Linked DNA regions of Homo sapiens: all the other regions are linked to region 2. The links are chromatin loops, found by intact Hi-C in ENCODE. Cell type or tissue: Calu3. All regions are shown on one strand. Links, peaks and the distances in the headings refer to the core of each region. The heading gives the core; the rest is flanking DNA.

Region 1 (10,936 bases), core at 4,100-6,599, 95 kb before region 2:
ATCCGCCTGCCTCGGCCTCCCAAAGTGCTGGGATTACAGGTGTGAGCCACCATGCGTGACCCCGATTCAGAGTTTTCTCTGAGAAGAAACTCCCTTCGATTTTGGAACCCAGGAGGCTGGACTGCCTTCTAGTCTAGGTTCTACCTTCCCCCTGCTGTCTGGTTTGGCTTAATCACTTGATTCAATAATTTTATGACTTTGAGTGAGTTACTTAATATCACTCTACCTTAGTTCTTTCATCTGTAAAGTGCGGCCAATAATAGTGTATCTCAAGGTTGTTGTGAGGAATAAACATGTTAATACATGTCAAATGCTTAGAAGAGACCCTTGCACAATAGTAAACACTCCATAGATAATAATGTTATTATTAGCCAAATGTGGTTATTTTGAGGGTCATATAATGGGGAAAAAATGCAAATTTAAAATTCCTGTACAAATTCAAAGGAATATCGATTGTCTCTGTATATCAAAGATGACCTTAGTATTTGCAAAGCTCTCTCTCATTTAGGGCCACTAGCTGTTTTTCCATTTACACTTCCCTATACAGGATATAGAGTTAATTTCTAGGAAATTAGCCATTAATTATTGGTTAATGATGGACTAGGAATGCTCTCAGGAGAGCTGACTAGTTAGAACATGACATAACTTTGAATTATCTAAGCTTTACCTTTACGTGGAATTTTAACTTTGTTGAATTTTTAAGTAAAGGGATATAAAAGCCAGTCTGCTCTATTATTAGATTCACTGTGTTCATAAGGCAACATGGAAAAAAATAGATAATACAGAAAGAAAAATGACAATTTTAAGGAGAAAAGTTTTTGTTTTTAAATAATTTTCTATGTTAATTAAATTCCATGGATGTTTTGTTATTACTTTGTCTCTACAGAGAATGCAGCAGATTTTGAACATGCTTTTTTCCCTCTGCTTAAAATGTGTTGGCTATTATATTTCACAGGACTTACGTCGTTTTCAAAAATAGAGGTAATTAATTGTTACGTGTTTTGATGTTCAGCAGGCAAAGGAAACACATTACTTTGTGTAAACAGAGGTTAATATGGAGTCTTTGAAGTCTAAATTATTGAACTATTTGCCTAAGGACAAACTTCTTAACTGTTTAGGTTTCTTCTGGCCTGTAATAAACTACAGTGGTGGAAATAACACAAAAAATCCTGTGTATAAAACATTTGGGTCCTGGTTGCGTGTTTGACCCAAATCTGCAGGTTTACCTTTGAGTTACACTGCGAATTAGGGACCTTTCATTTCCATTTTCCTTTCCTTGTAGTGGTTTAGTTGGTTCATGGTTGATAAAGACAGAAGCATATGTTTCTGGGAATGGTAAACCTTAATTTTGCTTAAGTTTTAAATGATCACTTATTTCTGGAACTGGCACTGGGGTCGAAGAATGTTTATTATTCCATGTTAACATGGGAATGAGTCTAAAGACTAAGTGACGTTTATGCTCACTTCTATTTTACAGCTTCCTTGGGCTCTAGCCAAGGTGACTTGGTTTTGCAAGAGCGAAGAGGACCTGCCTTATAGTGCAGTTTTTTTTTTTAAATTGTTTTTGTCTGAAATGATCTACCTTGAGGACAGAAGCTGTACTTTGCAGAGTAAAAGACAAACTATTACTGGTTTTAACAAATGAACAACCCAGGCAGGTGGGCATGGTGCAGGTTGTGCCCCAGCTTGTGAGGTCTAGCAGATCTTGTGGCCTTTGGACAGGCTTGCCTTGGGGAGGTGGAAACACAATGGTGATGATTTCTAACTTGAAGAGACCTTTGGGACTCCAGTCCAGAAGTTTTTACCTGTGTGTACTGGGTGGGAGGCGTGTTGTGCTTCCTGCTATGGGGGTGGTGAGAGCCGTTTCCCACCTAAGTGGGACAGGGAGAAAGCGTCTGATCGGCACACAGGGTGCAGAAGCAGCACTGGCCCAACTCCACACTCACTTTTCCAGGATCATTCCTTTTGCACCAAGCTCTGACCCTGTGCCCTCTCACTGCTCTGGGGACTGTTGAAGCCACAAGGAGGAAGTTGCTACTCCTTATGCCCTTCATTCTTCCTGTGCCCCAGACCGAGATCTGTCAGGGGTGGGGTATTGGACCCCACCTGAAATCACTTGTGTATCTGGCAGCTTTCTTGGGAGTTTCTCCTCAGGGGGCAGACTCCCATATAAAGTACTGGCTGGTATGACTGCAGCTCCCGTTGACCCACTCACTGTTCACAGAAGCCTAGGAACAGACTGTAGAACCCAGAGAAAGCTCTGGGTGACCTCTGTTATTTAGCAGCTGCTTGCAGCACCAGTCACTGTGGCAACTGGGCTTTGTTTATGAAAATGAATGAGGACCTCAAGCCTGGGGCATCCATACCGTGGACAGAGCTCCCCCTGGAAATCGACTGCCTGCCAGATTGCCAGGGCTAAACCAAAACAAAGACATACCAAACACAAGTAGCCAGGAAGTATTCTGCCCTTGGGGACGAGCACCAAGTCCCGATTGCCTGTATCCCTCTTCACCAAGCATAACCCTGCCAGGCTGAGCTGATCTTGGTTATGCCAGAGAAAGACAGAGGCAAAGAACATGGTACTAGTATTGGCAGTTTTTGGAACACAGCCTTGTATTGCTCAGGTCTGGCCTCTAGTTCTGGTTTTAGATGGAAAGAGTGTTGAGTACCAAAGATCTAGCTTTTTGAAAATTTTATTTCAGGCCCTGCCTTTATGTAAACTGTAACGATCATTTGGGTCTGTACTCAAGAGGCAGGAGAATCACTTGAGCCCGGGAGTTCTGGGCTGTTGTAGTGCACTATGCCAATCAGGTGTCTGCACTAAGTTCAGCGTCAGTGTGGTGACTTCCCTGGGGACTCCCAGGGGACTGCCAGATTGCCTAAGGAGAGATGAACTGGCCAGGTCAGAAATGGAGCAGGTCGAAACTCCCATCCTGATCAGTAGTGGGATTGTGCCTATGAATAGACACTGTATTCCAGCCTGGGCAATATAGCAAGATCCTGTCTCTAAACAAAACAAAACAAAACAAAAAAAAACCCCTTGTCTGGAACAACTGAGTTTGGAGTTTGTTGTCCCCTTAGAGTCCTTGCTTTCATAGTGATTGTTTTCTTGTGTCCAAAGCATCCTTGGTAGTTTTAACTCTCCATGGGAATTGGTGAGCCATGGACATCATCTTGGAGCACACTTTGAATCTCAGAGCTTCCTTTGAGGGGACTGCTATGTTCTGGGTGCTTCTGGTATTCACAGGTTCTATGATTCTATGGCTGGACCCTTCTAGCATATGTGCCCTTTGGTGTCACTTTGTCAGAACCACAGCCAGTGCATGGGTCTTCTGATGCCATCCTGTGGCTCTCTTCCCCACACCATGCCTTGTTTTTTTTTTTTTGTTTGTTTGTTTTTTTGAAGACCTTCGAGTCTCGCTCTGTTGCTCAGGCTAGAGTGCAGTGGGGCAATCTCAGCTCACTGCAACCTCTGCCTCCTGGGTTCAAGTGATTCTTGTGCCTCAGCCTTATGAGTAGCTGGGATTACAGGTGCGTGCCACCACACCTGGCTAATATTTGTATTTTTAGAAGAGACGGGGTTTCACCATGCTCTCCAGGCTGGTCTTGAACTCCTGACCTCAAGTGATCTGCCCACCTCACCCTCCCACAGTGCTGGGATTACAGGTGTGAGCCATCGTGCCCAGCCACACTGTGCCTTGTTACTGCATGTCTGCTTGGGTCATGGCCCAGGTGTCATGGTGGAGGGGGCGGGGTTGGGAGGTAGAGAGTGCTGGCATTGGTGATTTGCCAGCAGGACACATGCCCAGGAAGATGGTCAGAAAAAGAGGGACTCCTTCACGTACGTATAAGTCAGCTTTAGCCTTAAAGCTTCAAACACCCACTCACTGCATTGAGGAGTCCTTGAGGTCCCTCACCTGCTCTTCCTGGTCTGACTAGATGCCAGGGAATTGGGAGAGAGGGACCTGCAGTGGGAGGGTCCTGGAACTGCAGTGACAGTAATACAGGCTTAAACTAGAATTCCTTCCTGGAAGAATTTCGGTCTTCCTCTACCCCAGCAGCCTTTCACTCCTTAACTTTAGTAGTGTGCCTTGGGGCTTGAGCAGCTGCTGCTTCTGTGGAGGTGACCATCCAGAGGGACCCTTTCACAGCTAAGTTCACTTGCACCTCCGTTTCTGCTTAAGGCAACTACAGTTTCGGGGGTGGCTGCCCCTGTTTGCTCATGATAATTCCTTATGAACTCTCCTGTTGATAAACTGAACTGGATCAGCTTTAGTTTCCCTTTAACTAAGGATTTAAGTCAAAGCGTAACCACAAGTGTCCTGTTCGTTTTCATTCATTTCAGTGCTGAACATTTATACACTGGGCTATGGATTTGATGTTTCCTTCCTGTCTTGGCTGAGATACCTGTGTGAAATATGAGTTTGCCATTTGGCAAACTCTTTTTCCTTTGACTAGTTAATGAAGCCAAAATATTGACGGGGGTGTGGAGTTAGGGGAAGAGGAGGTGTGCATGGTTACATTTGAAAGTTCTTCATGGTGCAGGAGAATCCAGTGCTTCACCCTGAGTAATTGTAATTAGGGTAGTAAGTAAACCCTTTCAGGTTTATTCTATAGCGATCATGACGAGTTATCTTGGGGAAGGGATAAAGAAGACTGTGAGAGGTTGTACAGTTCTGATCCTGTCAGGCTTTGAGAAGCAGACCTCAGCGTGATCTGAAGAGCCGGTACCCTGGAGTAGATGATTAACCAAGATAATGTTCCGGACAGTCTGCAGCTGAACTGAACTGGTGTCTCTGCATCCATTCATAGTTACCCAGTGTGGTTAATAACAAGTCCGTTGGGAGTTATGCCTGTGCTGGCCATAACTACCTTGTATTCTGGATGGGGGTCAGAGAAACTGAATGGATCGATTCATTCACTGAGTAGTGAGTGACTGCAGCCTTACTGAAGCCAGCTCCTTTCCAGCTCTTTGATGACATGCACTATTATTGTTGTTAACAGGTTGGCTAAAAAAGTAAACCTGGGAGAGTTGAGGCTTTGTTCCTCTGTCCAGCACTCAGATATTTCCTGTAGTCATTCAGTAAACATTTACCAAGTGCTTACTGTGTGCCAGGGACTGTGTTATCATAACCAGTAACTTTTTCTTCGTTAATGAATTATCTCATGCGGCGTGCATACAAAGAAGCCTTAAGAAGTGGAGGATAATGGGGGCCTGTCTCTCCCTGCTCATCCTTTGGGGCTGTCACATCACGGAAAGGAAGTAACAGTCAACTTAAATCAGTTTACTTTGGTAATAGCAGTTTTTGAAAAGGTTTGGAGCAGGAAATTGAAACTCTTGAGAAACAGGAGGTTTGGGGATTACTGCTGGATTTTTCTTATTCCTGCTATCCCAAGGACTTGATCCCAGTTACCACTGATAATGGACCCCTTTTATGTTTAACTGTCTTGTCAGTAAGTCAGTGACACATGCTGAGAATAGAAACCAGTACCATTCCATGTCGTAACCGCCAGCCTGTACACGCCCCGCTGGTTCTGTTGTTGTGATCGTTGCTACAGCGCTTAACATCAAATGCCAGCCTCATGCCTGGCACTTTACATCACACCTACGGCGTCCCCACCCCGGGAGCTTACCTTCCCTAGAAGTCCAGGACATTTTCTATGTTGGCACCACAGGAATAGGTAGAGGGCAAGGGACAGAAAGTTTTCCTCAGTAAAATGTGGTCTTTGCTTGAATCAATAAAGGCAACTATGTTCATCTGTTTTAATAGGAAAGGCCTGTAGGTAATTTTTTTTCTCCGTTAAAATCTGCTTTTAAAAATGTTTGGGGTTGAGTATAACAACAGATTGATAACTCTCTGTTCATCGCTTTTCCGTTCTTGCAAAATATGTGACTTGCAGTGGTTGACTAAGTGCTAGGCTCTGACGGGAGGAAATGAGACCCGTGGAACTCCTGGCCCCCTGCTCTGTAGGTGCCTCCAGACCAGGGAGGGGAGACAGGCATCAGGTGGCATGGCCAGGCCTTTTTTTTTTTTTTAATAGTGGATGGGAGAAAATGGGAATATGACTAATTTTATTTAATACTTAGGTTGTTTTGTCTGTTTGCTTTACTGGCATAGGGTCATCTTCAGCTGAAGAAGGATGTGCTGGTGCTTAGGAATGGCTGTCAGGAGCCATCGGTTTGCTCCTTCAAACAGGAAGGGCAATGCTGGCTTCAGCTAAGAGCGAGAGAGGTTCTTTCCCCAGACACCCAGTATGTCTCTCTTTGCAATCATTGGCTGAATTGACTCAGCTTTTCCTCCCATCCTTGAATCAGTCCCTGGTAGAGTAATGGAGTTACAGTGATTGGCTTAGGACAGTCAGCTGGAGAATCAGTCACACCACTCACCACAGCGGCCTCCTACTAAATATAAATGTGAGCGGGACTTAAAATAGAAGAAATGCACATCTAACAGGACCATAACTTAGGGATAAGGTACTGGACAAGGTAATGAAGAGGCGATCATGGCCCTTGTTTGTGTTTCCTCCGTTCCCTCGGCAGCCTTCTAGGGGACCCTCTAATGTGCTACCTCACTGTGTACCTGTCTCTCTATCCTGACTCCACCTGTCACTCTCTCTCGACTCTGGGAGTATAGCTGCTTAAGGCCAAGGCACTCTGTCTTACTATTTGTGGCCACTGTAGCTGGCACATAGCAGGGACTTAATATGGGTTTCAGCAAATTGAACGAAAAAGGATACTTCGTATTCCTTTGTGTTTAACTTTTATCAAACATTGCTTGAATCAAGTGGATTTTTTTTTTTTTGAGATGGGGTCTCACTCTCACCCAGGCTAGAGTGCAATGGCACTATCTGGGCTCACTGCAACCTCTGCCTCCTGGGTTCAAGGGATTGTTCTGCCTCAGCCTCCCGAAGAGCTGGGACTGCAGGCACCCACCACCACGCCTGGCTAATTTTTGTATTTCTAGTAGAGATGGGGTTTCACCATGTTGGCCAGGCTGGTTTCAAACTCCTGACCTCAGGTGATCCACCCGCCTTGGCCTCCCAAAGTGCTAGGATTACAGGCGTGAGCCACTGAACCTAACCACAAGTGGACTATTGATAGTATATTCATTGCACATTTTATAACAAGTTTATTGAGATATAATACACATACCATACAATTCACCTCTTTAAAGTGTACAATCATTTTTAATATGTTATCAGAGTTGTGCAGCTGCCACCACAGTCAATTTTAGAACATTTTAATCATCCTCCAAAAAACCTCTTTATCCATTGGCAATCTCTCCCTATTCTTCCCTTTCCCCAGGCCCTAGTAACTACTAATCTATTTTCTGTTTCTATGGATTTGCCTATTCTGGACATTCTGTAGAAATGGAGTCATGCCATATGTGGCCTTTTGTGACCAATTTCTTTCACTTAGCATGTTTTCAAGGTTCATCCATGTTGCAGCATGTATTTGGTATTTCATTCCTTTTTATGGCCAAGTAATATTTTGTTTTATGTATATACCACATTAAAAAATTCATCATCAGTTAATGAACGTTTGCATTGTTTCCTGTCTGGGGATATGAGGAATAATGTTGTTATGGGCATTCATATACATGCAAGTTTTTGTGTGGGCTTATGTTTTTTCCCTTTTTTCTGGGAAGTATGGCTTTGGCCAAGGCCAGAGTCAAGCACATCCTTATGTTTTTATTTCTCTTGTATTTATATGTGTCTGAGAGTAGAATCGCTGGGTCATATGGTTACTCTGTGTTTAACCCTTTGAAGAACTGCCAAACTCTTTTTCAAAGTGGTTGCATTATTATTGTTATTATTTTTTGAGACGGAGTCTTGCTCTGTCACCCAGGCAGGAGTGCAGTAGTGCGATCTTGGCTCACTGCAGCCTCCGCCTCCCATGTTCAAGCGATTCTCCTACCTCAGCCTCCCAAGTAGCTGGGATTACAGGTGCCTGCCACCATGCTCGGCTAATATTTGTATTTTTAGTAGAGATGGGGTTTCATCATCTTGGCCAGGCTGGTCTCGAACTCGTGACCTCGTGATCCACCTGCCTCGGCCTCTCAAAGTGCTGGGATTACAGGTGTGAGCTACTGCGCCTGGCCTGTTGTATTATTTTATACTCCCAGCAACAATATATGAGGGTTCTAGTTTCTCCACATGCTTGCAAACCTTATTATTATCTGTCATTTTGAATTAGTCATCCTAGTGGGTGTGTAATGGTATCTCAATGGATGTTCATCAATGAAAATAAACATTTGAATGGGCACCCATGGCATGTCAGATGCTCTTTCTTAGGTGTGGGGGCAAAGAGATTTGCAGCCTTCGGCTGTCTGTCTCTCTGGCCTCATCTGTTTTCACATCTTTCCTCTTGATTTATGTTCCCTAAATACCAAACTGTTTGTAGTCCTCATACTATCATGTCATTTCTTACTTCCAGATCTTTGCCTATAATCTAAATATTAATGCAGTGTGAATATTAATGCCATTACTAGTTAACTCTTAAACAGCCAATAAATTATAGAGCTGGCAGTCTGGCTCCAGAGTCTGTGTTCTGTACTACATACTCTTTTTTTCTTTTAAAATCAACTTTATATCGAAGTATAATTTATATAGATTAAAATGTACACTTTATTTATTTATATATTTATTTTTGAGACAGGGTGTTGCTCTGTTACACAGGCTGGAGTGCAGTGGTACAGTCTCGGCTCACTGCACCCTCAACCTCCCAGGCTCAGGTGATCCTCCTACCTCAGCCTTCTGAGTCACTGGTACTACAGGTGTGCACCACTAAACTTGGCTATTTCTTGTATTTTTTGTAGAGACGGGGTCTTGCTATGTTGCCTAGGCTGGTCCCAAACTCCTGGGTTTAAGCAACCCTCCCACCTTGGCCTCCCAAAGTTTTGGGATTACAGGCGTGAGCCACTGCACCCAGCAAATTGCACACATTTAAAGGTACATTTTGATGAGTATTAATGAATACATATGCCTGTGCAATCACCACTGCAATCAAGATACAGAGAATTTTTCTATTATCCATCTCCACCCCTTTCATTCTCTTCAGCCTCCCTGTAGTCCATATCCCCAGTCCCAGGCAATTACTAATCTGCTTTCTGTTGCTATAGATTAGTTTTGCCTGTTCTAGAAGTTCATGTGCTCTTTTGTGTCTGACTTCTATTTGCTCAGCAAAATGTTTTTGAGAATCAACAGCCAAGTTGTTGCATGTATTAGTAATTTGTTCCTTTTTGATGTTGAATGTTTTCCGCGGTATGGATATACCCCAATTTGTTTATTCATTCACCTGCTGATGGATGTTTAGGTTGTTTCCTTTTAGTATTATGCAGTTAAGTAGCTATGAACCTCTATAAACATGTCTTTTTCTGGACATATGTCCTCAGTTTTCTTGAGTAAATACCTAGGACTGTAATTGCTGAGTTGTATGTAACTTTATAAGAACTTGCCACGCAGTTCTTCAAAGTATGTGTACCTATGTTGGTTTTAATACAGATTCATCATTTCCTATCCATGTTGCTTGGGTAGATTATATTAATTCTTAAGAATCACCTCAGATATCACCTGCCCTAGGAAGCCTTTTTTTGACCCTTCTCATCTTCCCCTTCTTTGAGGTGAATTAGGGAGGCTCCCCCTCCAGGCTCCCTTAACACCTTGATGATTGAGTGTTCACTGGCCTATCTTTCCCATTAGACTGTGAGCTCCTTGAAGAAGGAAAATGCGTTATTATTTCTGTATCCCCAGGACCTTATATAGTATTTACCATCTAGATAGGTGCTCAATAAGGCTTGTGAATGGGCGACTAAATAGGACATTATTCATCTTTATTTTTATTTTATTTTTGAGACAGGGTCTATCTAGTTCTGTCACCCAGGCTGGAGTGCAGTGGTGTGATCTTGGCTCGCTGCAACCTCTGGCTCCTGGGCTCAAGCAGTCCTCCCACCTCAGCCTCCCAAGTAGCTAGGACTACAAGCACGTGCCACCACGCTGGCCAATTTTTGTATTTTTGTGTAGAGATGGGGTTTTGCCATGTTCCCAGGCTGGTCTCGAACTCCTAGACTCAAGTGATTCCCTTGCTTTGGTCTCTCAAAGTGCTAGGATTACAGGCGTGTACCACCATACCCGGCCCTTATTCAGCTTTGTAAGGGGGTTTATGGCCCTGTAAGGGAGATAAAATAGGCATGCAAATAACTAATGTGAAGCAGAAATTAATAGAGTTGAAGAACAAAGTCTGTGAGAAGTGAAAGAGAGTGATAGCTTTTAGTGAGGAGGATTTGGGAAGGCTAATAAAGGAGATGGGGTTTCAACTGAGCCCCCAAAATAGATTAGATGTGCTGAGATATTATTACCCGTTGATTCTAAAGGGATTTGACTTGATCTTCTGTTCTAAAAGATTGGTGAGGCTGGAAAATGAAGTTTATGTTTGGGAAGGTCACACTAAGATTCATCTTTTTTTTTTTTTTTTTTTTTTTTTTTTTTAATGCTTTGCTCTTCTCAGCCTACAGCGGGCACTAGGAGATACTGGAAATGTTTTCTGTTTGGCAGTAGAAGAATATAAATGTGGCGGTTTGTCTATCATCTCTCCAGATTCTAAAGGCTTCTAGGTGGGATTGAAAAGACTTCTCTTATCCTCTTTGCCTCTTACCCCATATGGTAATAGGTCACATAAGTCACACTATTGCCAAAGCTCTGCTTAGCCATTTGTCTGGTCTCTTTGGTCTCAGCCACCTGGCTTCACTATTTAGCACATATTTGTCCATTGTCTTCTATAGCACATGTTCATAGACTATTAGAGCTGGGAACTTTCAAAATAATCAAATGATAGGCCCTCCCTTTACAGAGGAGAATTGATACTGAAATCTAGAGACTAACCTGGTTAATAATAGTAAAGATAAAAGCTGCCATTTATTGACCATTTAATATGTAT
Region 2 (10,936 bases), core at 4,674-7,173:
AGCTGTACAGGAAGCATAGCACCAACATCTGCCTCTGGGGAGACCTCAGGATGCTTTTACTTATGGAGGAAGATGAAGCAGGTGCAGGCACTTACACATGGCAAAAGCAGGAGCAAGAGAGAGAACGTGTGTCGGGGGAGGTGCCACACACTTTTAAATGAGCAGATCTCACGTGAACTCAAGACGAGAGTTCACTTATTACCAAGGGGATGGCCTAAGCCATTCATGGGGGGATCTGCCCCCATGATCCAAACACCTCCCACCAGGCCCCATGTGAAACGTTGGGGGTTACCATTCAACATGAGATTTAGGTGGGGACAAATATGCAAACTATATCAATTAGTAAATATGAGATCATAGCAGGGTTCAGCTGATGCCAAAGCTAATGTGGATGCTTCATGCAGTGTTCACATATATGGAGAAAGAGATTTATTATAGGAATTGTCTCATGCAATTATAGAGGCTAAGAAGTCCAAAATCTGCAGAGCCAGTGCCCCAGTTCCAGTTCGAAGGCCTGTAGGCTGCTGTAGCACCGGGAAGAGCTGATGTTCCAGTTTGAAAGCCATCAGGTAGAATTCTTACTTGTGAGAGAGTCAGCTTTTTGTTCTATTCAGGCCTTCAACTGATTGGATGAACCCATACATGTCAGGGAGAGAAATCTGCCCTACTCAATGTACTAACATTTAAATCTCATCCAAATGCATCCTCACCAAAATACCCAGAATAATGTTTGGCCAAATATCTGGGCACCTGTGGCCCAGTCAAGTTGACACATAAAATGAACCATCACAGTATGCTTCTCAGACCATACCTGGAGACCTTGAATCTTGTCCCGACACCGTCTTTCAGAGACTATCCTGTTGACGCTCTGACAACCAGGGTATCTGGGGCAGAACTGAAGAAGCTAGGGGTGTTGCCCTGAAAAAGCAAACATGTGATTGAGGTCAGATGACACCTTTAAACACCTGAAGTCTTGTCTCATGGAAGAAAGACGAAGGAATTCTTTGTTCTAGTAGGCATGGCTCAGACTAGTGTATAAAAAATGAATCTAACAGAACAGAAATCTGCTGTCTTGGGAGCTAGTGAGGTCTTCTTTCTGGAAGGGTGCAAGCAGAGGCCAGCTGTGACCAGGAGTCAGAAGTCTTAAGTTCTGGTCTGGGCCTGGTGCATGACTCTCTGGCCTTGGGTAGGCCATTAGACTCTCTGAGGTTTCCGCTTTTCTGCTGTAGAGGTCACCGTAGCCTGCCTCACAGTTCCGCAAATCAGATGGAAATAACATCTGAACAATACCTTCTAAAACAACACCTTCTAAAACTCAGCTGTAGCCTTGTCAGGGTCAGGAGAGCTGGCAGTCAGGAGGGGAGTGCTAGCTCACTCCTTGCTGAAGCTGAAAATTTCCACTGACCTGCAGTCAGGGACACCTCACTGCAGCTTTGCTTTCTTCTTATTGGAATGTGCCTGAGGAGTGGCAGTTAACTCCAGTTCCAAATTCCTCAGCCCTGAGTGTATGAAGCTTATTGCTGCTGGCCCGTGAGGACAACAATGCCTGGAGGGAGCAGAGGGAGTTGTTCCTCCTCCACGAATCAGCCCCATCACCAGCTTCATCACGGCATCGCTCTTTAATTACTTCAGGACACAATTCGGAGTTGCCGTTGATATCTTCTGTATTTGTGCTGTTTGCTTTCTTGCCTCTGGAATGCACCAGTGTGACATCCCGCTTTCCGCTCTGAAAAACGTACTCTGTGTATAATGTATATAGGGTTGCTGTAGTTTATGGCCACAACATGAATGAGAAACAAGAAGCAGAACATCCAGGGTTTCTCGTCTAAACATTCAGAACTGTGCTGGCAGTGGGACAAAGGCCTCTGGACTGTTGTGGGTTTTGGTGACAGCCTTGATAAAAATGCCTTTTTAGTACAAGTGAAAGGAAGATTTTACTACAGTGCAAAAGTCAAAAAATTAGATAAACATTGTTGGAAGTTCAGTGTTGATGAGTAGCTAAGCCTCAGAGAAGTTACACTTAGGTGGGCATGGTTATTTTTTGGCAGGAAAATGACCTAGGATTTTTTTCTTATTCAGGCGACGTCAAAACAAGGTTAGAGCTACATGTTCCCCTCTGGTTTTGTTTATAACTGGCATCAGGACATTCAGAAATGATCGTGACTACACTTGACAGCACTGATACGTAGTAAGTGTGCAGTCAGTGGTAGCTGTTGTGAGTAGCTTTGGTTTACACCGAGTTTATTAGTGATTAATTCAGGGCTTCCACAGAGCCCTGTGTAGTTCTACACAGCTACCACTGACTGCACACTTACTACGTATCAGTGCTGTCAAGTGTAGTCACGATCATTTCTGAATGTCCTGATGCCAGTTATAAACAAAACCAGAGTGGAACATGTAGCTCTGTACCATCTGTGTGGCCCGGGCATCAGGATATCTAGAAACTTTTCAGGTGATTCTAGTTTTCAGCTTGCAACATTAGTAGGTCATGGAATCAATTAATTGAAGTACTTTTTTTTGCCAGCGTTTTTAGAAGATACGTTTATATAATTGTATAGAAAATATTAATGCCTAGCACAGTAGCTGGGAAAATATAATTTTGTGTGTGTTAAAAATGCTGCTGTGATAGAACCACTAATAAAATCCCTGCCCTCGACTTGCTTCTTAGTCTTACTTCAGAAACTGCATGCTTTTCGTTATGAATAAATGGTTCATGTGAAATTTAATACAAGACATTTATAGTTCTATGACCTGAGAATTTGTGAGCCTTCTTGCCCACATTTTGAGGTTTCACTCTGACATTGAAAAAATCAGTTATTTTATAAATGCTAGCCAACAAAAATGGCATACATATTTTCACCAGCAACTAAATTTGATTATAGCACAGCAACAAGATGATGATTTTCCTCCTTTGGATGTGTTAATTACACATATACCATGATATGCTAGGTCAGCAGTGGTCTAAATACATTCAGCAAGAATGAGGTACTTGCATACGTCATCCTGAAAGTTTTATTAGATCAGTTTAACAGCCTCTTGACTTCATTATCTATGGGAATTTGGGGGTCTTACACAATAAACTGTTACAAACATTCATCTCACTCTTATGAAATAGAGCAATGTGATAGAAAGGCTGGCAACCTTTGGCCATTTTTATCTCAGTGCTGAGGTGAACATAAACCAAGAGGACTCTCGCTGTTTCCCTATTGTGATGACTCTGTTGGCAGATGCTGCAACTGTGGAAGACCTGAAAGTCGTGATCAGTTGCTAGCAGGACTTTGGGATCACTTGTCTTGATCCTGAAGCTTTTTATAAGCCCACGAGAACATTCATCAAGGCTTCCCACTTGACTTGAAATACATTCATTGTAAGATTGGTCTTCGATTTAGATTTCTTGGAAATAGCAGTGATAATTCTTACGATTACTCAATGTGCAATGCAGTCCGTCCTCACAAGGTTCTTTCAGAGTTCAGAGGGACATCCTGCATTGGTAGTTTTGCCTTTGTCTGGGAGGACTAGGCTTGGGATTATTCCTTGAATCCGCTGCTTAAAAACGCTGATCTGCTTGTATAACAAAGGGAAGAGGTTCGATTTACAAGCACTTCGATTTGAGAAGTACTTTCTCTAATTATGATTCAGCTCCGGTGACTGCACCATGTTAAATACGCAATTCTCTTTCCTCTAGGTGTCTGAGGGTTCTGTGGTCCAGTTTTCATCAGCAAACTTCTCCTTGACAGCAGAAACAGAAGAAAGGAACTTCCCCCATGGAAATGAACATCTGTTAAATTGGGCCCGAAAAGAGTATGGAGCAGTTACTTCATTCACCGAACTCAAGATAGCAAGAAACATTTATATTAAAGTGGGGGAAGGTAAATTTTATGTGGCTTCAGTTAATGACTGATTTATGACAGGCAATTGTTTTCTTTTCTGAAACCAGGTGGTTAGGGCAAGGAATCACAGAATTACAGAATGTTGGACCTGGAAGGGACCTGAGGGGTCATTTGGCCCCAGGCCTCTCCACCGCCCCCCATATTCCCTCCCTTCTTTTTTCCTCCTGGGGAAGCAGGCCTGGTTATGGCCAAGTGAAACACAGGGAGGAGCAGGGGGAGAGAGGAGAAGGTTGTTGTGTGGGATTTAGAAGACACCCATGCACAGAAGTCAAAAAAAGTAAGTGGAGGTGAGAAGCTGAGGGTGTGGGAAGGAGGTGATGACTGATGGAGTGGAAGAGCTGGCAGAATGAATGGGTCAGCAGGTGGCTTCCTCTTACCTGTGTTCTGCAAACGTTTGAAGCCTGTGTCAGTTTGTGGTGCTGAGACATAGGTTACATTTTGGACAATAGCAAAGGAAAAGTATTTAAATATATTTTTAGTACAAATGACTATTACAAGGACAAATTATTGGAGAAAAGAAGTGTAGGGTCTTGATAAGAGATTGCCTATTTAAATTTCCTTGCATTGCAAAGGGATAGAAATATCCAGAAACCCAGTTTTGAAAGCCTTTTTTAAAACAAAAACAAAAACAAAAAACCTTCTCTTTCTTTCTCATTCTTTCATTCTTTCATTCTTTTCCTCCCTCCCTCCCTCCCTCCCTCTCTCCCTCCCTTCCTTCCTTCAACAGGGTCTTGCTCTGTTGCCCAGGCTGGAGTGCAGTGGTGCGATCAGTGCTCACTGCAGCCTCAACCTGCAGGGCTCAAGTGATTCTCCTGCTTCAGTCTCCCAAGAAGCTGGGACTACAGGCATATGCCATCATACCTGGCTAATTTTTACAATTTTTTGTAGACACAGGTCTTGCTGTGTTGCCCAGGCTGGTTTTGAACTGCTGGTTAAGAGATCCTCCTCCCTTGTTCTCTCAAAGTGCTGGGATTACAGGCATGAGCCACCGCACCTGGCCAGACCTTTTTTTAAAAATCATTATTTTCAGTTGAGTATATTTGGAACCCCCATAAGTTACTAGGAAATAACTCTTGTGAATGGGTCCTTGTTATAGCTGGCTGATTGTGTGAACACTGCGTTTAAGGTCTTCAGCATCCAGCTGCTTTCTGTTAAATTCTACAGCAGCTGTCACCTCCTCATAGACAAGACAGGGAAGGGTGGGTTAGTGAACACTTGATCCCAACTCTTATTTGGATCTGGGCTGCTTTAAAGTGTGTGAGAGACAGAGGCAGGAAAGGTGGACGTGGACGTCGGAGAGGATGCTACGTGCAGAAGCCATTTCAGGGGCCTTCACGTGCATCCCACTTAACCCCACAGTAACCCCAGGAGGAAGATGTCATTTCCACCGTTTTACAGAGGGCTTAGTGGAGGGCTAAGTGAACCTGCTCACATCCAAGTTACTAACAAGTGACAAAGCCAGAACACAAACCCAGGCTTCCTGACTCTTGAGTTTAACGCTTGTTGCCTGAGCTGTACTTTAAGTCCTAGCCAAATAAGCATAACTCAAAAAGGGAAGTGGTCCACCTGGATGAACATCCTTGTTTAGTTGAGGCAGAGAGAAGGGGACTTAGAGGAGGGCTGGGCTCAAAAAGTCTAAGTTTGTTTCTGTACTCTCATGATAGGTAGCTAATAACAGAGGTCAAATCCCATTGAGACAAAATGAAAAATTTCTTTTAATAAAGACTCTAAGCCCTGGCCAGCGGGCCGCGTTTCTGAAGCAGAATTCTAGTAGCATGAAAGAATGTTGATTACCCCTTGGAATTTGTTAGAATAAGAAAATTTGTTATAATAACATTTAGAATGTTGGACTGTGTTCTCTCGGCAGTGCATGAGCTTCTTTCTAAGCACAGTAGTCACTTACCCTGAGAGCCACGGGTTGTCACTTAACTGGTTCAGCCTGTGCACACTGGGTAGGGGAAGCCAACTTAAAGGACCTTGTGTCTGGTGCAGTAAAAACTGTTAACTCCTTGGTAACACCTTCGGAACCCCTGAAACTTGACTCCAGCCACCAGTTGAGTATGAGTCACCGGGCCATGCCGTGGAGAGAGGAGCAGTAGGGAAAGGAGGTTCCTTGGTGAGGTCAGTGGACCATAAAGTGATATGTTTATCACCACGGCTCAGACTGCACTGAGCAAGCTTCATCCCCCACTTCCCAGAATCCGACCTGGCTCTACCTTTCTTGTACCCAGCGATCGCAGGCCATGAGGCCTGGTTGCTCTAACCCGAGCAGTTCTCAGAGTGTGGTTTTTGCCCCAGCAGCATCCGCATCACTTGGGGACTTGATGGAAATGCCAGTTCTCAGGCCCAACCCAGACCAACTGAATCAGGAACTCTGGGGGTGGGACCCAGCAGTCAGTGTTTCAATCAGCCCTTTAGGAGATCTGATGCTTGCTGACGTTTGGGAACTGCTCTCATCTATATACCCAGAATGAAAGAATTTAAGAGTTTTGCTCTTATCCCAGCTGGTCTTGCTGCGAGGCTTCAAGCAACATTGACTTACCACCAGAGCCTCAGTTTCCACAGCAGGAAAATGAGGTGTTTGCATTACCCCCCAGGTTCATTCCTGCTCTCAGAGTATATCCTTCTGTGTCTCAAAGTCATTTGTCAATCTTTCCCTAAAATACAAATAAGCATGTGACTCCCCCTGCCCCCAAACTTGCCAGGTTTCTACCCGGGAATTCCCCTTTGTGGTTTCCTTTCTACTTGGCACTCGGTATAAGTTTTGATGCCAGGCATTCGGAAAGTCATTGGGGAGCGGGGGAGAAACCACACACAACAAAAGTGGTCAGCTTATTCAACTTAGTGACAATGGCTTCTGGGACTAGAGCCCTTAATAACATCAACTTTTGAACAATTAGACCTTTCCTAGTGGCTTCACATGAGTGAATATTTTGTTATTTGTCTCAAATCTCACATCATTGTTTGTTAATTCAGGAAACCTATACCATATGCCCACTATGTGCCAGATACAAGCCAGGCACACCTATGAACTGGATATGCCGGCCACAATCCCAGGAGGGCCCTAGTCTCTTGAGTTCCAGACTGTCCTGTCCCTGGCCCATAGACGCTCTTTCTTAATTAAATTTCAACCTTGCCGTTCCAATATCATTTTCCATCCTGTGATGTGGGGGAGGCATCCGCAGGGCTGCAGCTGCACGGTGTGCATACCTCATTTGCTCATCTGGCAAAACCCTCAGCAGATGTGGAGGGAGGCTGCTCTAGCAGCCTGAGTCAGTGGAGCCTTGAGCTTTTCTCTCTGAGGGGGAGGGGAATTAGAGGAGACTGCAGAGTGCAAACCCAATGCTCTCTCGCAACGAGCCGACAAACAGAGGCTTTGGTCCCCTTTGTTCTGGGGTGGTGCTGGGGGTGCTGTGGTGGCCAGAGCCATGATGCCCCAGTGTGTGCTGCGGACCTCAGCACAAGGGAGGTTGCACAAGTGGGGAGGGGGAGGGACAGTATCAACCCAGTCTTGGGACCCCCTGGTTGGATTCCTTACTCCAAAGTGAGACTTCCATGTGGACTTGAACCCTGGCATCCTGTCCTCAAAATGGAAAAGGCAGAAGTCTGTTTTATAGTAGTGCCAGGCCTCTGATTAATTATCCCTTCTGAAAAAAGCATGCTACACCTAGAACTTCCTTGACACTGGTCCCAGCTGTCACACTGCCAGCAGTTTCTTTCAAGTTCTGTTGAAATATTTAAGCCCGTGGATGGAAATCCCATCAGCCGCCGTGCTGTGTAAATGGCATGTGCCGTTGTGGGAGTGTCTTCAGATTCTGGTACTTGCATCACTTTCCCGGGTGGAGGTGGTGAGCAACTCTCAGCACAGTGAGATAATGTTTGCGAAAGCACTTTGTAAACTGTAAAGTGCCATATAAACTTGAGTTGTCTGTGTTCAGATTGTGAGAAAGAGTGAAAGTCTGCCTTCTTTATTTCCCCCAAATTCCTACCTTTCATCTTCAGAGTATAAAGTGCTGTGAGGAATACATATGAGGGAAAGATTAATTCTACATGGGGTGTCGGAGGATTAATTAGGTGGTTGCTTCTCCTGATAGTTGAAATAACAAATATCCAAGGAGGAGTGCATTTGGGGATAGAATGGATTGAATGTTAAATACGCTGACCATGAAATACATAAGTATTGGATTTTTAGATAGGAGATGCTTGGTAGACAGATGACAGTATAAGTCAACTGCTCAGAAAAGGAGTCATGATCTAGGTACAGGTTGAAACCATGGGAGTGATTGAGATCACCTAGAAAAAGAATGAGATAGAAAGGGGATTGAGGAAGGAGCTGAGAAGTTCTTAGCCTTGGTTTATATTGGAATCTACTACGAGCTTTTCAAAAAAGAAAGCTCCCTAGGCCCCGCCTGGGTGTTCTGAATCAGATTCTCTGGGTTGGGGTCTATACAGATTCTGAGCAGAGGAGGAACCAGTGGAAGAGATGTGAAAGATAGGTCAGAGGAAACAGACGAGGACAGGAAGTATCACAGAGAACATGCAAGGAGAAGATTTAGCCAAAAGAGGCCCCTAGTTGGGGGCTAGTCAATAGGCGGTCACTGGTGACCATAACAGGATGCATTTCAGGGCAGTGGTTGCGGACTTCACAGACGAAGAACCATCCTTTGAGCTCGTGGTTCCCTGTGTCTGCCATTTGCTCAGTTTCACTGTCACCCTCCTTCCTTTGAATCTGGTTACCGAGTACCTCAGTGGTTTGACAGATTGTCCTGTGCCTCTTTCAGATCAAGTGTTCCCTCCAAAGTGCAACATAGGGAAGAATTTTCTCTCACTCAATTACCTTGCTGAGTACCTTCAACCCAAAGCAGCAGAAGGGTGTGTGATGTCCAGCCAGCCCCAGAATGAGGAAGTACACATCATCGAGCTAATCACCCCCAACTCTAACCCCTACAGGTAAGTGAGTCTAAGTGTGTGAGTGTGACAAGAGATGAAAGTAAAGATCTTCCTTGACTTGAGGCAGGGAGAGGTGTAGCCCGTCCTACACCCTCCCCTACGCAGGAGGGAAGGGAGCCATTGATGCTTCACGCAGGAGGGAAGGTAGCCATTGATGCTTCAGGTGTGCTTCATCAGATGTGTTTCACAGAAGCTTTGAAGAACAGAGTAAAGGCACCAGTGGTATATTTTATATTCTGCATCTGTCCCTAGATCCCAGATATTTCAGATGAATTCCTGAAGCCTGTTCCAAACTTCTGGGTGTTAATTACAGGACACAGTCACTCTTCCTTCATCTTTATCACCTCTGACTAAGGTTATCCCTGATAGGAAAATTACAAAATATGCCCTATTAATATAATTATCATCTTAGTAACCTTCTGTTTTTAATAAAGCTCTGTTTGTGGTGTCCTTAGAGCGCTTAGGCACTCAGAGCTGTTTGCGTTAAATCTGTGTGTGTGTGTGTGTGTGTGTGTGTGTATGCGCATGCACGTGTGTGGTGGAGTGGCTCTTCATGGTGCCATACCAAAGAGCCATTCGATAGAACTTGCCTCTCCCTTGTGTGCTTGGTGTGTGTGTGTGTGTGTGTGTGTGTGTGTGTGTGTGTGTGTGTGTATGCTGGAGTGGCCCTCCATGGTGACATACGAAAGAGCCATTCGATAGCGCTTGCCTCTCCCTTGTGTGCTTGGTGTGTGTGTGTGTGTGTGTGTGTGTGTGTGTGTGTGTGTGTGTATGCTGGAGTGGCCCTTCATGGTGACATACCAAAAAGCCATTCGATAGAACTTGCCTCTCCCTTGTGCGCTTGTTCTCCCTCTCAGCTTCCTACCCCTGGATTGGAAATTCGACCCTCCCTATCAAGAATAATTAGGGAATTAAAGAAAAAGGAGAAAAAGTAGGTTCTTTTCCCACATGAGCCTGCATTTCACCCTCCTTCCTTTGCATCTGGACTAGTGACTTGAAAATTTAAATGTATATTGTAGAGGGATTTCGAGGTGAAAATGCTAATCGGGGTTTGACTTTCAAAGCGTGTAAGCTACAGATCGTTTTGATAAGATTCCACTCTGGCCACTTGAAGAATTTTGTAGAAAGTGAAAAGGGAATGGGAATAGGAGCAGTCTGGTGAATGTGCTTCGACGTCAGGCCTGAGGCTTCATTGGAGTATACCATGCATTTTATGCTTTACAAGTGTGTAAAGCTGAGATGGAAAGAAAGACTGTTCCCTTAAATTCAGAATGACAGGGATGTTATTGTTTAGTAAAAAATTCTCTTTTTTACGAATTCTTAGAAGTTTGGGTTGTGTTCATCAATTTTCCAGTAATCACTTGGTTGACCATCTGTTTTCTTTATTTTAATAACCTTATATCCAGAAGTTTGGGAAAGTAAATGCAGATACGATTCTGTAGCAATTGTTAATGACTTAAGCAAACCTTATATAAATCAAGAAATTCTTTAGCCTTTTGTCTCTTATTTTACTCTGAAGTTTCCTAATTTTTTTTTTTACCACCATGCTTCCCTTATCCCAACACCCCGCCCCCAACTCACCAAACTGCCACCTACTTCAGTTTTGAAGGAATTTGAGCATATTAGCCAAATGGGAATCCTGTACATCGAAGGTGTTGAAGGTTGAAAAAGCAACAATACTGCTTCAAAAGTAAACTCTTCTGGTTCGTTCAAGTCCACTTCAAACAGTGGCTGCATTAAGTAACCACCTCTTTTCCATCAAAGAAGAGAAAAACTTTAGTGACTAATTATCAGCAAGCATATGTTTCTATTGTTATGTAAAACAATTTTGTTATGTGTGCAGTAACAATCTGTTTTGCACATGTCATTGGCCTGGGATCAACTCCAGCTTTTTAATCAACTGGCCAGACACTAGAAACATGAAGACTTGGAAGAGGGGAGATAGTTGCAACTTTCTGGCATGTAGGTCTTAACTTTGCCTTTGTCTTCCATTCACAGTGCTTTCCAGGTGGATATAACAATTGATATAAGACCTTCTCAAGAGGATCTTGAAGTGGTCAAAAATCTCATCCTGATCTTGAAGTGCAAAAAGTCTG
Region 3 (10,936 bases), core at 4,076-6,575, 220 kb after region 2:
GGTCTGACCTTGTCTACCTCATTCCAGGTTTATCTCTCACCATTCCTCAACTTGCATCTTAATATTCTAGCAAAATTGGACTTTTTTTTTTGAGATGAAGTCTTGCTGTCGCCCAGGTTGGAGGGCAATGGTGCGATCTTGGCTCACTGCAACTTCCGCCTCCTGCGTTCAAGTGATTCTCTTGCCTCAGCCTCCTGAGTAGCTGGGATTACAGGTGCGCACCACCACACCCAGCTGATTTTTGTATTTTTAGTAGAGATGGGGTTTCACCATGTTGGTCAGGCTGGTTTCAAACTCCTGATCTCAGGTGATCCGCCCATCTCAGCCTCCGAAAGTGCTGGGATTACAGGCATGAGCCACCGCGTCTGGCCAAAATGAAACTTTTTTAGTTTCCTGTATGCTGTTTCTTGAGTTCCTTGGCTCATGCCTCTATGCTAACTTCTCAGCCCAATTTACATTCTAAGAGGTCATTTCTTTCATGAATTGCCTTTCATAATCTCTTTGGGTTAGGATAGTTAGATACTCCTTAAATACCCTGAATAAGTTTTATTACCATACTCAACAGGTTATTTTATAATTATTTGATGGTGTCCTGACTAGAGTGTGAACAGATGGTCTCATTTATTTATTTGTTATCATTAGCAAGCAAGAACAGACATTCAATGAATGAATACATTTCTTCAAAGCCCATAATCCAAGTGAATAGCAGGATTCATCTATTCATTCAAGATGTTTCCTGGATTCCAGCTCCATGGTAAGTTTTTAGATTACGGAAGACATTTTTCTTTTTCAAAACCTTCTAACTGCTATTATATTGTTTATATAATAACAAAAGTAATTTTAATCAAACACAAATATATCTACATCACAGGAAACTTTTGAGGTATTAAGCAAGCAAATAAAATGCTTTAAGTCTTTGGCTGGCAAAAACTATTAAACATAATTTTTTCCCCCACAAAGGTGATGTCAGCAAAATTCCACAGATTACATTTTGCGTATTTATTTACAAGATGGTAAGATCATCTTGTAAATAAATACGCAAAATGTAATCTATGGAATAAACTGTTTAAACAAAAAAAGAGAGGCAACATTAGGATTAAAAACTTTCATAAAGAATAGCATTAGCTCAAAAATAGGAATGCCACACTGCAAGAACTGCTTACATAATTAAAAGCAGAAGAACTCAAATATTAGTTATAAATAGACAAAGATCATAAAATAAAATACGTCTGGAACAATCCATTTTAACTAGGTTCTGTATTTCCAGTACAACATACCTGTAGTTTGATTGGGGCACTTTGTCAAGACCTCTGGTGCTCTGAATCCTGGTGTACCTGCCCTAGGGGCAACCTGCTGACGCCTTATGATGAAATAAGATTTCTCTAGTTATGTTAAAGTTGAACTATGTAAGTCTAAAAAATAACATTCATCAATTTAGTTCACAGTAAATTTTGCCTTGATACCTATATAATAAGTGTTACTATAAAGTAAATGATAATCTAGTGTGATAAAAATCCTAGATTTTTCTTCTTCTGTTTTTTACCCCCTCTACTAGTTCCCCGGACTTACTCCAGAAAGGTTTAAAATAACCTCCAAGAATAAAAAGCAGTAGTGGATAATAAGAGCCATAATAGAAAAAATAGAACCCAATAGCAATTCACAGGTATAAAAATTCATTTGTTTGGAGTAATTGATCACAGATACACTTATATATTTGAGTTAATCAAGAAAGGCTTTATGAAAGCCAAGCCTTGAAGGAAAGGAAGAAATTTATGAGTCAAAGAGTTGGAGGTGGGAGTAAAAGAGGAGCTCTACTATTTGGTTCTGGTTACTCCACATAAGCGGGAATAAAAAGAGAAAACAGAAAAGACTACATCAGCAATCAAAATGTGTGATTCTAAGCTTCTAAAAGCCACCCCGTCCCACTTATTTGCATATAAGAGCAAATGTGTTTTCCAGAGTATATCCATATTAAATAAATAATATATGAAAACTGTTATCATTTGCTCTTCAACATACTACTGCTCTGCATCAAGGCCCATTGCAGTTCACTGATCTGAACTGATCCCTTGCACTCACAAAATTATCCACCCAAGTCAATGCAATTTCTAATGGCAGCATGCTGGTGATTTTATAACACCATCAAAACACATTACCTTGAAAGGCAAATACTACAAACTTTATCTGTTGCATAGCAGTCACAGGTCAGGCTAGCTGGGCAAGAACTGGCAGTTTTCCTCATCACAGCACTATTCATAACTTTTGTAGAAATAGCCTTCTTTTTTGTTGCTAACTTTCTAGACAGTACATCCACAGTCTTTGACTGCTTCATGAGCTGTAAAAGAAAAGTCTCATTTTTCTATTTTCATGATATTAAACATGATGTCCTAAAATGCTAGTATGGCAAAAAGCAATAGCGGAAGCATAACTTTAAAAACTGCTGAATGGCTATTGGACTGTAAATAAACTGTTGTCTATTAAAATGTTTAAGGTCTTCTTGGGTTTTTCTGTAAAGTCACCTTATATTAAAATTTACTAATTAGTCCTAGCTTGGCCAATATTTGAGTTATACTTTATTAGAACTTTTCCTGATATATTACAGAAGTATAAAACAGTTATGTTCTAGTGTCTAACTCCATTTCAGAACTGTAAACTGCACAAGTACGTTGGCTAAAATCACAGTTTTAATTTGTTGCTCATGCTGTCTAGCTGTCACAAGATATCATAAGTCAATCTGAAATCATCTACATTGATGATGATTTTGTTAACTTTACAAACATCTTTACACTATCAACTATGTGTCAGAATAGTTAGCTAACTGTATGGAGCTCACACTCTAGCAATGACAGAAAGCCCTTAATGTTCTAAATGTTCCTCTAGAGAAAGACAGTAATAGCTAACCAAAAATGAGAAAAAATTCCACCAGAAAAGTTCAGAAAAAAACTGGAGAAAACAAGTTTTGACTAAATGCTTAAAGCAGTAATACCTTCTGCCAAAGCCAAACTCTAGTTTAAAAAAATTTCTGATAATAAATGTTAATCTAGTTATTACCTAAATTCTCTTCAGTGTATGACTGACTGACCATTATGCTATTAAGCTACATTACTTACTTTCACTGCAGGGCTCTCATGTGAAATGGAGCTGTGTATATTGAAATTTCTTTCTCCAAAAACAGAGCGCTGGACAGAAAGGCCTACAGATCCCTCCTACAATACCAACAAAAACAAGGAAAATAAGGATTATATCTGTAACACTTTCTGCCAGCTGTACTCTGCCATAGTTTTGAAAGAGTTAAGTGAGATGAAACAAAAACAGCTGCATCCAAGTCATTCTCAGGCACCAAACCACTTCTGTGAAAGGAGAAAATAGTCTAGACAGAACTCAACACCCATACAATGTTATCATAGTCCACAAATATATATAACTAAAAAAAAATTCAAAAACCACCTGCATGGATGTTACATTTTGCTGTGCAGCTAAAATGGAGATAGACACTTCAGAATTCCTCCCCTATAACTAATGCTTTCTTTTAAAAAGGATAATTAATCTGAACTTTTTAACATGCAGGGAAAATTTAATATTTTCCATTTTTGTCATAAAATATGATTTCATAATAGTTAATGACAGATGTTATAAACTGACAAAGTAAATTTTAGTTTTAAAATAGTAACCAAAATGATTCAGTACAAATCTTAGTGAAAATTTAATCAAATGAATACATATAACAAATGCAAAAAAAAGTTTTTTAAATTATAAGTACTATCCTAGTATTCTATCTCCCTCTGTTGGTTGAAGGAGTATATTTCTAAAACAGTGTCGGTACTTAAGAAATAAAAGAGATAGAACCTTTCCGTCTTTTCCTTGTTTAATCTGAATTTGTGCATTTGTGTAGGGTCTTTTAACAGAAGCTTTTGTGGTGGACTGCTGATCCAGCTCCTTAGGTACTGGGCCACTCAGTGGAATCTTGTTTCCTGTGATTATGTGGGATTTGTTTTGTGAACACCTTTCCTGCTGAGCTTCAGACTGGACAAATTTAAGAAGCTCTATTTTCGTATCATGGGTTCCTTGGGCCAAACCAAAGTCTACCAAGGCATACCTAAGAGACAAAATTAAGCATTTTTACTTATCTGTAGCAATTAAAGCTTAGTAACATTGTAATACTCTCAAACCATCCTCATAAAAACTGTAATTCTTTTTGGGATCAATTAGGAATTTATAACATTCTGGAAAAAAGAAAAAAAAATAAGTTTTCCAGACAAAGTAAGAATTTAACAGCTAACCAGGATTGAAAATTAAGAGTTGTCCCACAATCAAATTTTCTTTTTCCAGTGGTCTGTGTTAATAAGGCAGAAGAGGAATACATAACATAAACACAGTCCGTTGTTCTCTGATGGTGGCAGAGATGGCATCATAGCAGATAATTTCTAGTTAAGAAAGCTTAAAAAAATTAAAATCATGGTTTTAAAATCTGATCCAATTAAAGAAAATTAAAAAGTCAGGCATATAAAAGCTCAAAAAAGAAGTTATAATATTATTATGTTTAATATGATCCATTATATAGAGGTATTTATGTTATTTTTAGCTTATAATTTCTCTATAATTATAATCAGCATTAAAAAGTATACATAAAAATAAAACTTTTGTGTTAAAACAGGAAATTGGCTATCATGTGGTCCAATCCCCTCACTTACTAGAAAAGAAAAATGAAGTCCAGAGATAAGAGACATGTCTAAGGTCAAAAATTATTAGACTCTAAGTCTGTTAGTTCATGCTATTTCCACTGAACCATAGTACATCTAATAATGTACATTATTCCACTAATACAATTTTATCTTCTTCATCACCAAATTTCCCTTTCCAATCACAAAGAAACTGAAACAGAAATAATCTGTGCATGGCTATTGCAGTATGTTATATTATATCTAAGAGATATAAGTCAGAGGATACAAAGTAGCAGATATGTAGGATAAATAAATCTAGACCTAATGCACACTCTGAAGATTACAGGTAATAAAACTGTACTGTATATGAGATTCATACTAAATGAGTAAATTTTAGCTGCTCTTGCCGTAAAAACAAAAATAAGATGGGTAACTGAGATAAATATTTGCTTCACAATAGTAACTTTTGTACTATATATAACATCATGTTCAATACCTTAAATATAGACAATAAAATTGTTTTTTAAAAGAAATAGGATAAATATTTTCTAGTAACTCTTCATACTTACTTTTTCAGGCGCCTATTATATAAAAAATTGCTGGGCTTAACATCACGGTGAACAATACCAAACTGATGAATGCGTTTCAAAGCTTTGAACAGATTAAGCATATATTCCCGTACTTCTTGAAAGGAAAGAGAATTCAGAATGTCCTAAAACAAAGTTACAAATGAAATGAGTTACAAATATTGTTTGCAATTAAATATTTAGCTAATAAAAATTCAAGAAATATTAAAACCTACCAAAAACGACTCATGCTCCAGATATGGCATAGCAATAACTACATGATCATTCTTCCTAAAGCAGTATTTAACTCCCATGACATTATCTTGCCCCCTAGTGGAAAAATGCACAAGGAACTTTTAGAAGAAAGGTCAGAGGGACTGAAACTTTATGCCTAATTTTAAAAACCGCAATTTTAGCAATGCATACATATTGCTAGAAAACTGACTTAAATCATCATCACATAATATAAACACAAGTGACTTGTGTTCTCGTGTTAAAGTTTTCTTTTAAAACAAAAATGGCACCAGTTTTGAAGTTACTATAATAATTCAAACGAGGTAATTATAGTTGTGACTGGGGAAGCAGCAGAATGAGAAAAAAGGGAAAAGATTAATAAGACTTAGCAGATAAGATGGTAACAGTAATAAATAAATCAAGGTCACTAAACTAATAGATCAATGAGCCAGGATTTGAACCCAGGCATTTTGCTCCAGATATATGTTCTTAATCACTATGTTACACTGCTTCATAAAAGAGGAAAATAGGACAAAGGTGATTTCTATGATTTTGAGCCTGAGTAAGAAAACAATAGAGATACCAAAAAATGAGTAGAGAAGCCAGTAAAAGAAGCATCTAAAACCAGACCTCATCATTTTGATAGAGTTATCTAGACAAGGGACTAAGCCTTAAGTGAGAAGACAAGTGAGAAGTCAGTGAGAGTACCTGCAGAGAAGTGATACCTACAGACATGAAAATTAATAGCGAGAAAAGAAAACTGAGCTTGGAAGAAGCCAAGTTAGAGAGCCAAATAAGAAAGGAATTTTGAAGGAAGAGTTATTAGCATGGAAGTCAAAGAGAATAACAACTGAGGGAAGGCTTTTAGTTAGGCAAAGAATAATTAACTGGTAATTTTTAAGACAGCAATTTAAGTGGAAAGGAAGAAACAAAACAGAAGGAAGGAAAATATAACACAATGGAAGCTGAGCCTGAAGACAATTTGCCTGACTGCATTGTAAGATCAGATGAAGGCATTTTTAGCATGTACTTTTTTAAGCACAGAAAAAGAAAAAGTGGTAGAGGGAGACAGTTAAAAATATAGAAAAAGAAATGATCATATTTAGGGTACAAGAATGTATGCAAGCATTCTTTATAGAGGCCATCTCATTTTCTTGTCTTCTATAATACACAGAAGGCTGAAACAAACAGGCTTATTCATTCATTCAGTATTTAGTTGGCACTGTTATTTGCTGTTAGGGATTATAGACATTAGTGATGCAATAGTGAATAAAATTTACAGAATTTCTGTCCTCATGGAGTTTACTATCTAGTGGACAATACAGATAATAACAAGGTAACTTATAATGACAGAATACGATAAGGGCTTTGAAAGAAATCTAAAGATGCTATGACAATAAAAAAAAATAGGAGAATCTAATTTAATTCAGAGAAGACATCTTTCAAGCAATGTCACTCTTTTTTTTTTTTCTCAGAGGCAGGGTCTTGTTTTGTTGACCAGGCTGGATGGAGTGCAATGGAGTGATCGCAGGTCATTACAGCCTCAAACTCCTGGGCTCAAGCGATCCTCCTACCTCAGCCTCCCAAGTAGCTGGGACTACAGATGTGTGCCACCTTGCCTGGATAATTTTTAAGTTTTTTGTAAAGATGGGTTCTTGCTAGGTTGCCCAGGCAGGTCTCAAACTCCTGGCCTCAAGCAATCCTCCCAAAGTGCTGGGATTACAAGCATGAACTACTGCGTCCAGTTTCACTCTTGCTCAGATCAGAAGATGAAGGGTCAGCAAGCAATGACTGGGAGAGGTCTTCCTGAATGGGGAAACAGTCTGGGCAGTGGCCCTGAGGTAAGAAAGCTCTTGAGACAAATTTGATAAACTAAAGAAATGGAGCACAGTGAGGGAGGTGGGAAGATAGGCATGAGAAGGTTGAATTTTTTTTTCAAAGTACATAGGGAAACCACTGAAAGATTTTAAGTGGTGGAACTAATGACCCAATTTAAGTTATATACATATATATTTTATATTTTAAAGATCATTCTGGCTGCTGTGTAAAGACAGAATTAAGGGGAGAAGGAAGAAGCAGGCTACAGTCGTAGTCTAGGCTTCATCTGAGGTAGTGGCAGAGAAGACAGAAAGACATGGATGAACTTCTAGATATACTTTAGAGCCAAAATGGCTAGGACTTAGTGATTAATGTGGTTTAGGAGAGAAATAGAGAAAATGAGGATGATTTCTAGGTTTCTGGCCCAAACAAGTGTGTAGATGGGCCATTTGCAGAGACGGGTGGATAAGAACATTTGTTGTGGTGTTTTTTTTTTTTTTTTTGGTATGTTAAGGTTTAGGTTTGTCTTTTAGGTTTGAGATATTTATCAGGCACCAAGTGGAAATGTTAAATAGGCAGGTGGATATACACAAACCTGTAGTTAAGATAAAAGGTCTGAGATTAACTATATACTTTTGGGAATCATTACTTTAGATCATGTGGAAATGGAGGACACTAAGAATACAGAGAAACCTAAGAGCAAGCACGAGGAACTCCAATATTTAGGGGTCAGATAGAAGTGGAAGAGCTAGCAAAGACACTGAAAATGAAAGGCCAAATGAGGGAAGAAGAAAACAAGGAGGGTGTGGCAGGACAGAAGTCAAGACAAGGGTTCACGTCAATTGTGTTAAATGATGCCTAGAGTAATGATTGACTCTATAGTTTCCAGTTTAGCATAGAGAAGAACAGCCGCAATAGGTATTTAGTGAAAGAGAGGTGTGGAATGAAAACAATGTATGCAGATAATTTTTGAGAAGTCTGGCTGTAAGGGGGAACAAAGAAATGATGGAGCAGGTGGAAGAAGGAGGGCAGTTTAGGAGGGTAAGATTCTAAATCATGTCCATATGTTGACAGAAATGACCTAGCAGAGAGAAACCATACCAGATGATTCTGTTATTCTAAATAAAATATTAGATGAGGTCGTCAATAGCTGGGGAAATGTGAAATGTGAGTTCCCTACATTTACAAAATAATGTAAACCATGAAAGCCAAGGTTTATGATTTGGCAGGAAGGTTACAAAAAGCAGTGATAAAAGACAGGAAATCAGGTCGAGCCTCAAGGGAAATCCAATCTAAAAGAATTACTATAAATTTAACTAACTATTGCAAGGTTAGAAGGAAAGTGCTAGCAAATTGCAAACACTTGACTGAAAAATGTATTTAATTCACATATAATCCCCTCATCCCTGCTAAATATCTACTTTAAAATCTTATAAATTATATACAAGTTCAATTAAAATATGTTTAAATTGCCTACCCAGCCACTGTTAGGCACTGAAGTTCAGCTGCAATTCTTATAGGATGACTTGTTGGAATCAAGTGTTTTAGAGCAATTTTCTCTTCAGGTCCTACTTGTAACTGTGCTGTGGCCAAATAAACAGAGCTGAAAGTGCCTGTAAAACAATTTATTAAATTTTTCAATATCTGGTTTTTAAAAATGTTAATGAAACAATTCTAAGATAGATTGTAAAAACTGTTTCAATGGCATAATACATTAAAACAGGACTTCATTTTACAGTAAATATTTATTATTTATTCTTTCTTTAAGGTTGAAAAAGAAAAGCTGTTACCATAATTAGTAATAAAACTATGGTCTTAATAGTCTAAAAAGTGGTATATTTTTCAATAAGAAATAGTAATGAAAACCAAGACTAAAAAAGGAAAATAGAATGGAAAAAAGACCTCGTAAAAATAGTAAAAGCATATCCCCAGATTACCTTCTCCAATTTTGTCCTCAATCTTAAACACATTACTAAGCTGTGGTACAGCTTCATAAAGCTTCTCAATATCTTTTTTAACACCTTTCAAGGAAACAAAAATTTAGAGTTTTAATCAATGACAGTATATTTTACAGTTTCTTAAAATTTAAAAAGCTCAATGAAATAAATTATAAAATATGAGTAATTAATTATACATAAGTTTTAATAACATTGTGATAAGATTAAAACCCATCAAGTTGCTATAACTCACACACACCTCTTGAACAGACAAAAATGACAGTCCCAGAATTAAATACACCAAATTTCTACTATACTGGAATTATATACTAAGAGATACATTGTTACTGTAGAGATTACAACATGAAAAAGCACCAAATTTTTAAAATAACTAAACAATTTGTGCTGTGATCACTAGATGGCATGACAAGGACACATTGCGATGTTCTTGAAAACTATTTCCCGTAAAGATACAAAATCTTAAAGGCTTGGTAAAATTTTATGTATTAAATATTCACACTATATTTTCAGAGAGAAGGCCTACTAAAGCTCTCAAGCATGTAAAAAAGTATTTTTAAAAATTTGTCCCAATTGCCAGTAGTATCCTCTATCCTTGACTGCAGATAAATTGCTACTTTTAAATAAGTATCAGTTCTTTATAAAAATGTACATAGTTAAAACAAGGGGAGGCAATAATACAAAACCCAGTAAACTACTGGATACAGAAGAGAACTAGATAAGTCTTCAGATTTTATTACAGTATCTAGGCTCTACTAGCCCTATATAGCATAAGTTTAAGACATTTTCAAAGCACCGGCACATGCAGTATCTTTTGAGGTCTTCCTAACAGTACTGTGAACTTGGCAGAGCAGGAATGATTATCCTGATTTTTCAGATAAGGAAACTCAATTCAGGGAGGTTAAATCATTTGCCCAATTTCACAGAGGTGTTGCTGATTATATATATTTTCTAATTTTCTTTCTTTTTTGAGATGGAGTCTCACTCTGTTGCCCAGGTTGGAGTGCAGTGATGTAATCTCCACTCACTGCAACCTCTGCCTCCTGCGTTCAAGAGATTCTCATGCCTCAGCCTCATGGGCAGCTGGAATTACAGGCACGCAACACCACGCCCAGCTAATTTTTGTGTTTTTAGTAGAGACGGGGTTTCACCACAATGGCCAGGCTGGTCTTGAACTCCTGACCTCAAGTGATCTGCCCACCTTGGCCTCCCAAAGTGCTGGGATTACAGGTGTGAGCCGCCGCACCTGGCTAGAACTAATTCATTTAAATAAACGCTGTCTTAAAAAATGCTCAGCAATGGGTATGTAAAAAAAACCAATAAATTTGATGCAGCCACTAAGAGCTTGGTCTAGTAAAGGAAACATGTTATCATTCTTAATACAAGGTGACACCTGTAATAAAAGAATGTATATACTACTAGGTTGGGGAGGATTTCTGAAGGTGATAGGAAGCCTTCAGTTGACAGCTAAGTTTTGTTCTGAAGCATTCACCAAGTAGTGAAAGTGGAAGAAAACATTTTAGGAAAAATTAACTACGTCTGTAAAGACAGGAACAAGAAAAAAAAAAGGCTTGGATGATTAGGGTAGGGGGAGGGCTGAGAGACAATGAAATACAATGTGGCCTGGGGCGGTGGCTCAGGCCTGTAATCCCAGCACTTTAGGAGACCAAGGCAAGAAGACTGCTTGAGGCCAGGTGTTTGA

The links. Hi-C counts contacts between places; a loop is a spot of excess contacts. Peaks named below come from ENCODE experiments on the same cell type or tissue, not always from the same donor. Only the 100,000 strongest peaks of a DNase experiment are listed, where the experiment ranks them.
Region 1: it touches region 2 in a loop (7-fold over the local background); 6 of 110 quality-filtered maps call a loop at or near these places.
Region 3: it touches region 2 in a loop (2.4-fold over the local background); 6 of 110 quality-filtered maps call a loop at or near these places.

Annotation. Positions count from the first base shown.
Region 1 is chr1:91,821,846-91,832,781 of GRCh38, reverse strand. The region is part of intron 2 of TGFBR3 (transforming growth factor beta receptor 3); the gene reads left to right. It also overlaps the pseudogene RN7SL653P. Among named protein-coding and RNA genes, the nearest start is that of TGFBR3, 59 kb to the left of the region's middle. In Calu3, for the core only: no CTCF peak of the experiment used is centred there; DNase peaks (open chromatin) are centred at 4,871 and 5,571.
Region 2 is chr1:91,727,709-91,738,644 of GRCh38, reverse strand. It overlaps TGFBR3 (transforming growth factor beta receptor 3), which reads left to right. Exons shown (of 17, transcript NM_003243.5): 5 at 3,686-3,869; 6 at 8,672-8,840; 7 at 10,839-10,936. Among named protein-coding and RNA genes, the nearest start is that of TGFBR3, 150 kb to the left of the region's middle. RefSeq lists enhancers at 691-1,890, 5,819-6,113. In Calu3, for the core only: no CTCF peak of the experiment used is centred there; DNase peaks (open chromatin) are centred at 5,934 and 6,614.
Region 3 is chr1:91,506,218-91,517,153 of GRCh38, reverse strand. CDC7 (cell division cycle 7) reads right to left here. Exons shown (of 12, transcript NM_003503.4): 3 at 9,217-9,300; 4 at 8,757-8,892; 5 at 5,464-5,557; 6 at 5,231-5,373; 7 at 3,847-4,096; 8 at 3,111-3,206; 9 at 2,157-2,335; 10 at 1,278-1,360. Among named protein-coding and RNA genes, the nearest start is that of CDC7, 11 kb to the right of the region's middle. In Calu3, for the core only: a CTCF peak has its summit at 5,580 (motif pointing left); no DNase peak of the experiment used is centred there.